Linked DNA regions of Homo sapiens: region 1 is linked to region 2. Evidence: read pairs that join two places in POLR2A ChIA-PET (ENCODE). Cell type or tissue: A673. All regions are shown on one strand. Links, peaks and the distances in the headings refer to the core of each region. The heading gives the core; the rest is flanking DNA. Region 1 overlaps DBT (dihydrolipoamide branched chain transacylase E2). Region 2 has its middle 21 kb from the start of MIR553.

What was found. Peaks named below come from ENCODE experiments on the same cell type or tissue, not always from the same donor. Only the 100,000 strongest peaks of a DNase experiment are listed, where the experiment ranks them.
Region 1: POLR2A ChIA-PET joins it to region 2 with 10 read pairs; 3 of 35 experiments call an interaction of 5 or more read pairs at or near these places.

The regions. Positions count from the first base shown.
Region 1 is chr1:100,186,680-100,191,078 of GRCh38, reverse strand. It overlaps DBT (dihydrolipoamide branched chain transacylase E2), which reads left to right. Exons shown (of 11, transcript NM_001918.5): 11 at 1-4,160. Among named protein-coding and RNA genes, the nearest start is that of LRRC39, 11 kb to the right of the region's middle. RefSeq lists an enhancer at 2,265-2,414. In A673, for the core only: no CTCF peak of the experiment used is centred there; a DNase peak (open chromatin) is centred at 2,208; H3K27ac peaks cover 895 bases.
Region 2 is chr1:100,300,471-100,304,869 of GRCh38, reverse strand. No RefSeq gene overlaps it. Among named protein-coding and RNA genes, the nearest start is that of MIR553, 21 kb to the right of the region's middle. In A673, for the core only: no CTCF peak of the experiment used is centred there; no DNase peak of the experiment used is centred there.

The DNA of each region.
Region 1 (4,399 bases), core at 127-4,126, 110 kb after region 2:
CCAATCCTAGTTATTTGGTCAAACAGAAGATTAACAGAACTCCATGGCTTACCACAGGAATATTTATCAAGAGAAAAAGAAGATACCTATTTGAATTTACATGACACTTTCTGTGAAATATCTGGATTACCAGATTAGTCTGAAACAAATGCCTTCCAAATTCTACAGCGCATGCCCAAGGCACTCTTTACAGTACCTGTTCGGGTCTTTTCTTCTAATTTTAAGCACCTACCCAAACGTCTTCCCAGGCTTGTCATAATAAGCAAATAACCTCAGAGCAGACAAAGTGATTCAATCTAAGAACCTTGAATTTCTCTCCTTTTCACCTCAAAATTTCTATTCTCACACTTTCTTTTTGTTTCTCTTTCCGAGAAGTGGTTCTCCATCAGCAAATACCAACTGTTTTCTGTCCTCTATTATTTATTCCATCTCTTCCTCCTGATCCCTGCCCCATGTTGAACCCCCATTGCCCCACTTTGATCCTTCAGTCTCTTCCTCACATCCAGAACTGTACCAGATTTACTCCCTTAGCACACTGATTAAAATTTATTTCCATTTCCTTATGGAGGAGGTATTAGAGACTGATCCCAGACCTCTACAAATTTCATTGTGGCAGGGTAATGTTATGTGTCCATAAACCTTGTTCCTTTTCTTTCAGCCTGCAGTTAGGTAGAGCCATGTCATTTATTTGTAACTATTAGAATATGGGTATATGGGTTGAAGTAATGTAGGCCATTTCCAGACATGGCCCATAACACTTCTCAAGAGATTCTTCATATTCTATCTCTTCCCCTCCAACATGCACCCTTCAAGGTTGAAGATGGCACCACACAAGATAGAAGGAGCCAGTGTTCCAAATGACTAGGCAGAGCAGAATGCTCCCCTCCCTACACCCTAGCACCAATTGGTTTGGATGTGATAGTTGAATAATACACTTTTATTGTTTTAAGACATTAATATTTTGAGATTAATCTGCAAGTCTAGTTAGTAAAACTCGAACTCTGAGCTGTCTAATGCAGTAGCCTCTAGCCACATGTAGCTATTTAAATTTAAATTTTAATTTTAATTAATCAAAATTCAACTCAGATATACTAGCCACATTTCAATTGCTCAGTAGCCACACTAATTAAATTTAAATTTAAATAGCTACATGTGGCTTATAGCACCATACCAGATAGCACAGATGTAGACTGTTTCCATCATCACAGAAAATTCTATTGGATAGTGCTGCCTTAACTAATAAGACACAAATGTTCTTATTTTTTAAATAGTCCCTAAAACAAACGAAAAACAAAGAACTCCCTTCTCTAATGGCAAATTTCAGTTTGCCTAAAAGAAGACTCAGAATGCTTTTCTTATATTGTTACCTCTGACTGCCACTAAATGAATAAATTTCCTGTCTTGCTCCTTCTGCCAAACTTCTTGAATGGGTGATCTTTAACTCCTTGCAATCCTGGCTTTTTTCCCCAGTGCTCACCTGTAATCAGTGTTGGCCACAACTCCCACCCAGATGTCTCCTAAATAGTTCTCTGAACCCACCTCTGTCCTGATCTACAGACATTCATTCCAATGCTTTAGCATTTCAAGGTCATCAAATGACTCAGTGACATCTCAGACAGTCAGACAGACCAGGTCAACTATGAACTATTTATGCCAAACCTTACATGGTTCATGTTATCCTTGCTATCCCATCAAAATAACCACAGGCTTTTTTTTTTTTTTTTTTTAATTTTTGAGATGGAGTCTCACTCTGTCACCCCGACTAGAGTGCAGTGGTGCGATCTCGGCTCTGCTCACTGCAACCTCCGTCTCCTGGGTTCAAACAGTGCTCATTCCTCAACTCCCAAGTAGCTGAGATTACAGGCATGCACCATCACGCCTGGCTAATTTTTCTATTTTTAGCAGAGATGGGGTTTCGCCATGTTGGCCAGGCTGGTCTCGAACTCCTGACCTCAAGTGATCTGCCCGCCTCCACCTCACAAAGCTTTGGGATTACAGGCATGAGCCACGGTGCCTGGCCTGCAGCCTCCTTTATTTTACAAAAGGCATTACCACTTAAACACTGAAGATAGCACGAATCTCTGATGTTTGCAAGTTCAGAATAAAATGGAAATGAAAATTCATTATGTGGCAGTCTCAGTACTGAGCACAAAGGCTTTTAACCACAAGCAAATTACTGTGCTAGCCAGACCGTGTGAGAGAACTCCAGGCCAGCTTGCTAAAACTGAGCAGGAGAATTTGGAGAGAGTCCAGAGGAGAGCCACAGAAACAACTGAAGCATGACAAGAATAATTGCAGTTCTGTTATAGAGAGGTCATCTATATCAGGCTTTTATGGAGTACCATGTGGAATGTTACCACGCAGAGCATGGGGAACAGCTGTTGTGACTCAACAAGAGACAGGACAGAAGAAATGAGAACAGGTGGAAGATCAATAATTTAGGTTTGATATGGGGAAAGATGGAACAGTCAAAGGGATTCACACTGATTTTTGGCTGAGCAGAAGGCAGAGTCTCCTCCAACGGGCAATGTAAGTGCCCCCACTCATCTACACCCCGAGAAGAGCCATCAAACTGTATTAAACTTGGAAAAAGCTATTTAACTTCAAGTGTGCTGCGAGAAAACTTCATAATAGTTCCTAAGATGTGCTAAAAAGTAAAGTCCAAAAAGATCATAAAGTCTGTAGAGAAGTTCTAAGAGTGCAGTCAGCTATAAAAACCTAGCAATTTAATTTCTTAGAAAAATGTAGCTGGAGTTCAAACTGTAGTAACAAAGGCAAGTAAATTAAGTTGTGGGCAGGTGTAATTAAGTTAATAGGAATGGCAGGGATGAATATAAATCAGAACAGGACTAACAGTTTGAAACATTAGATATTCAAATGCTCAGAGCTGATGAGCCGAGCCACTACGCTAACAACTCTGCAAACCAAAGGTTTCACAAATTGCACAAGAACCTGGCCTCGATCCCATTGTGTTGCTGGCATAAGATTAGAAGGGCCTGTTGGTTCAATTGTTGCTTTGGACAGAGGAGGACAAACTTGCCACAGTGAAGAAATCATTTTTAAAAACCACCACTGTCCTTTAGTGCACTAATTTCTCTAATAACTAGGTGTATATTAGAAATAATGATATATAAGTGCAGTATACTCCAGTTTCAACAGAATGGTGTCACTTCTGTAAAATGTTGATTTTCAGATTGTCATACTTTCTAAATACAAAAATTTGTCACAGCTTCCACATTTACAAGATATTAAACATTCCATAAAATATTTGTAGAAATATGAAAAACCAATTTTTGTAGTTGCCTTTTGAAATGTATACAAAATATCCCACATGGGCAACATGGTAAAACCTCGTCTCTACAAAAAAAAAAAAAAAAATACAAAAAGTTAGCCAGGCCTGGTGGTGCACGCCTGTGGTCCCAGCTACTCGGGAAGCTGAAGTGAGATCACCTGTGCCCAGGAGGTCGAAGCTGCAGTGAGCTGTGATTGCACCACTGCACTCCAGCCTGGGTGACAGAGTGAGACTTTGTCTCAAATAAACAAAAAGAGACATATACAAAATATATTAGAAAGTTGGGTTAATATCCTACAAACAAAGTATTACATAGTTTGCACAGGATTATGTGTGTAAAAAGTTTTAAATTCAGTATAGCTTTTATTTCTGCAGAACTAAAAGTAGTGCATAAAAATAAAAGTGGGATGAGCATATCTTTTTAATTTGCTATGCAGTAAAAAGTATCTCAGTCAACATATAGGAAACCAGTGCCATTTCTGTATCATTTGACACCGAAGGGGTATTGTTTTTTGTTTTGTTTTGTTTTTCTTTTGAAGAAAGACTTTTATGTCTTTTATTCTATTCTTCCGATTTGGGGTTTAAATTACCCCCAATAAGTTTGCAGAATATTCTGATTACTACTGCTTAGGTGATATATTTCATATGAGAACTATCTTTACACAATGGGAAAAAATATGGTAACCACTTCATTCATCAGAGAAGTTGTGTTTTGTTTACTTGTATTTTGTTTGCTAAATGAAATTGGTTATTTAGACTCATGGCATGCTTTTTCTCAAATGGAGATTTAAAAGTCATTTCCAATGTCCTTCTAACTTCTGGCCAATTCCCAGTAGGCTATAGAATAAACAGTTTTCATATAATAGTCTCTAGTGTCTCCACTGTTGATTGGTTTACAGAAACGACGGTGGTGGTGGTGTTGATGGTGGGGTGTGTGCGTGTGTGTGTGTGTGTGTGTGTGTGTGTGTGTATGAAAAATGACAACTGGCACAAAACAAACCTAAAAATCAGAAGTACATTTTAATTCCTAGTTAAAAACATTAACTTTTTATTCATAAAATACATATTTAATAATAGAAAAAAGAAAAGGGAATAATTAGCACTTAA
Region 2 (4,399 bases), core at 143-4,142:
GTTCCTTAAAGGGTCTGTGTGGACCACCTAAACCAGAGGCACTCACTTGGAGGTCTTTTGATAAATATACAGATTCCTACCTAGGTCCCACCCACAATTTCCCACTCAGAATTTCTTGGGGGAGAGGAGTAAACAGAGATTTTTATATCTCTCTGAAGATGCTTATTACACTGAAGTTTGAGGATCACTGAGATTATAGAGCAATATCCCTATCCCTGTGGATGAGGCTGCAATAGCCTTTGCCTGAGTGGTTTGAAAATAATAGAATTGAAATCATAATTAAAATCAGCTGGGTGTTGTGAGGCATGCCTGTAATCCCAGCCCTTTGGGAGGCCGAGGCAGCAGGACAGTTTGAGGCCTGGAGTTCAAGACTAACCTGGGCAACATAGCAAGACCCCATCCCTACAAAAAAAATTTTTTTTAAATTAGCGTGGTGGTGGCATGCACCTGTAATACCAGATACTTGGGAGGCTGAGATGCAAGGTTCACTTGAGCCTAGGAGTTTGAGGCTGCAGTGAGCTATGATTATGCAACTACTCCAGCCTGAGCAACACAGCAAGACCCCATCTCTGAAAAAATTAAGTAAATATCAAAGTAGCCTCAAGCAATCTTTTTTCTTTTCTTTTCTTTTTGATATGGAGTGCTCTTTCACCCAGGTTGGAGTGCAACGGTGTAATCTCAGCTCACTACAACCTCCGCCTCCTGGGTTCAAGCAATCCTCCCACCTCAGCCTCCCAAATAGCTGGGATGCCACCATGCCCAGCTAATTTTTGTATTTTTAGTAGAGACAGGGTTGGCCTGGCAATGTTGGCCAGGCTAGTCTTGAACTCCTGACCTCAAATGATCTGCCTGCCTCAGCCTCCCAAAGTGCTGAAATTACAGGTGTGAGCCACCACGCCCAGCCCAAGCAATCTTTTCTTAGGGAAACTGAACTAAGTTTCCCAGGGGTGAAGTTTTAAAACTATCTTGAATTGCCTTTGTATTTTATTTTTCCAGGCACACAATAATTTGGAAAATAAAAAAATAAAAAAGTAAAATACTTATATTACACTAATGCCCATTTGACAACTATTTTTAACATTTTGATATAATATCTTCCTGGCTTTTTTTTTCTTTTAGAGATCTGCTTTGTCCTTACATAAGGACGACTTAAAAATGAGCTCCTTGGTCAGAAGCAATATTGTGTAAAAACACCCATTAGTACCTGGATAGTCACATTGGCAGAAGCATTGCGGTCAGGGAAGACAAATCTATATCCTAATTAAAGCTATTCACAGAGGACAAATGGCTACCTCCTCCACTGTGGTCAACCTGCCAAGAGGTAGTCTTCTCCTCTTTCCCAGGGAAAAATCCTGTGTAAAGGGCTCCATCTCAGTCTCTGCTGTTGACAAGGTAGACACTCAGCAATGGGCATAGCCACACCAAGCTTGGTGAGGGAAGTACATGTTGAGCCTATGCATAATCTTGATCCCTTCCACTGGAGCCACTGAGCAAGCATTAAGGTAACTGCAGAAAGAGACTGACACCTCCACAGGGCAGGTCATTCTGTCCATCTGATTACTGAAATTCTCTTCTATAGTGGATCCCCTTTGCTGAGTATTCATGTGGGACATTTTTTTTTCACTCTATCCTGAAAGTGTCATCCACCTGTCTCTTCCCCTAACCTTTGGTGACCTTTGTCACCAATCTACCAAAACCTTTTTTCTGAGTCCCCAACATTTCAAACTAACAGTCACTGTCCATGAATCAGAATATGTGTACTTCTGACCATCTCTTAATCTACACAGAGTGGACAACTAAATGTATTGCTCAGAGTTCTGCCCACTGGGAGAATTTTTCATCACCACTGTCTTACTAGGCCATCCCTGAATGGGGTTATAATGCTGCAGCCATCTGCATCCAGTTAATGCCAGATATATTGTGCAAAACCATCTGTAAACCAGGCCTTAGCTTTTTCTTCCTCAGTCAGCTGGTGACTGGGAACTCCCCACAATGAGTTAGTAGAGAGATGGCACTGTAGCAGGAATAGGTGCTATAGGAAACCAAGCCACCTCTCATGCAACATACTTACGTCTTCAGGACTTCAGGATCTGCTTGCACCGAATCTCATTCATACCATCTTCACTTGATGTTGGATTGCTGATGCCTTCAACCAATGTTCTATCTTGGTGGTTCAGAAAACGTCCAGTTCATCATGGGTAGTTCAGGACATGTGGTCTCCAGATGTCCCATGATCAGAAGTTTAGTTTCTACCAGGGCCCCGTAGAAAACCAAGATCTGTTTCTGAAAAGAATTATCTATTCCAAAACCCTAGTGGTCTGTGCTTCTTCCAGTATAACTGTTGTAGGCAGGCTCTAAAATGGCCCCCAGTGATCTCCACCTTCTGCTATTCATGCCTTTAAGTAATCCCATCCCCTTAGGTATGAGTTGGACTAGTGGTTTGCTTCTAATTATTAGAATATTTTGGATGTGATGGAATATCACTTCTGAGATTAGGTTTAAAAAGACTTTGGGGCCGGGTGTGGTGGCTCACACCTTGTAATACCAGCACTTTCGGAGGCCAAGGCAGGCAGATCACAAGGTCAAGAGATTGAGACCATCCTGCCAACATGGTGAAACTCCATCTCTACTAAAAACACAAAAATTAGCTGGGCGTGGTGGCACGCTCCTGTAATCCCAGCTACTCGGGAGGCTGAGGCAGGAGAATCACGTGAACCCAGGAGGTGGAGGTTGCAGTGAGCCAAGATCATGCCACTACACTCCAGCCTGGCGACAGAGCGAGACTCCATCTCAAAAAAAAAAAAAAAAAGACTTTGGTTTCCATTTTGGTCTCTCTCTCTCTCTCATCACTTATACTAGAGGAAGCAAGCTACCTTGTTGTGAGAAGGCCTATGGAAAGACCCATGTGGCATTCAAGAAACTGAAGCTCTCAATTCATCAACCTTCGAGGAACTGAAGCCTGCCAATGACCATGTGAGTGAGGTTGGAAGCTGATCCTTCAACGCCATTCTCAATTAATACTCAAGTAATTGAGATGACTGCAACTCTGCCCAGTGGCTTAGTTGCAACTTCATGAGATACCATGAGCTAAAACCACCTAGCTGTGTTGCTCCTGGATTGATCAACAGAAATTGTGAAATAATAATTTTATTTTGAGACAAAGTTTTGTTCTTGTTGCCCAGGCTGGAGTGCACCAGTGCGGTCTTGGCACACTGCAACCTCTGCCTCCCAGGTTCAAGCAATTCTCCTGCCTCAGCCTCTCAAGCAGCTGGGATTACAGGGGTCTGCCAGCACAACCAGCTAATTTTTTTTTGTATTTTTAGTAGAGACAGGGTTTCACCATGTTAGCCAGGTTAGTTTCAAACTCCTGACCTCAGGTGATCCACCACCTCGGCCTCCTGAAGTGCTGGGATTACAGGTGTGAGCCACCGTGCCCGGCCTCATTATTGTTTTAAGCTGCTAAATTTAGGGGTAATTTGTTATGTATCAACAGTTGAATACAATGATGATCTATGGGCTTATGGGTGTTCTACACAATACTGTTTGTGATTAAGGAACTCGTTTCTCAGCTAAAGAAGTTTACCAATGAGCTCATGCCCGTAGTTTATTGGTCTTGCCATGTGTGACATCTCTCAGAAGCAGCAGGGCTAATAAAACAGCTTACTGAAGTTTCTGTTACAGTGCCAGTTGAGAGACAACACTCTGAAAGGTTAGGGCGCTATCCTATAGGATGTAGGGAATTCTTCGAAACAGAGATTAAATAATATAGGGTACTCTTTCTTCGCCAGAATACATGGATCAAGGGGTGGAACTGGGACTGGCTCCTCCACGATGACCGTTAACTACCAACCAGCAAAATTTTCTTTTCCATTCTGCAACTTTGATTGCTGCTGGTTTAGAAGTTTTAGCTCTCAAAGGAGGAATGCTTTCATCAGAGGTCACAACAATGGCTCCACTGAATTGGAAGATGGGACTTCCATGCTATTGAAATAACAAACAAAGGTGGGATCACTGTTTTTGCCAGGACAATTGCTCCCAATTACTAAGGATAAATTGAGTCGCTGCTACACTAACGGAGATACAGGAGACTATGTTTAGAGCCCAAAACATTCTCTAAGGTGCTTCTGGGTACTATCAAATCCAGTAACAAAAGTTAAGGCAAAACCACAGCAACACATAAACAGACACTAAGATTCAGACCCTTTGGAAGTGAAGTTCTGGATCAGCTCCACCAGAAAAGAATTCTGACTGGTTGCAGGGCCAGCTGATGGCAAAGGAAACAGACTATACAGCAGATATGACTACACAGGACTGTAATAACTATGTAATTTTCTTCCTTGCTTATTATGTAATTATTGACACATATTTACTTACTTTCCCCCTCCTCTTCATTGTCCCC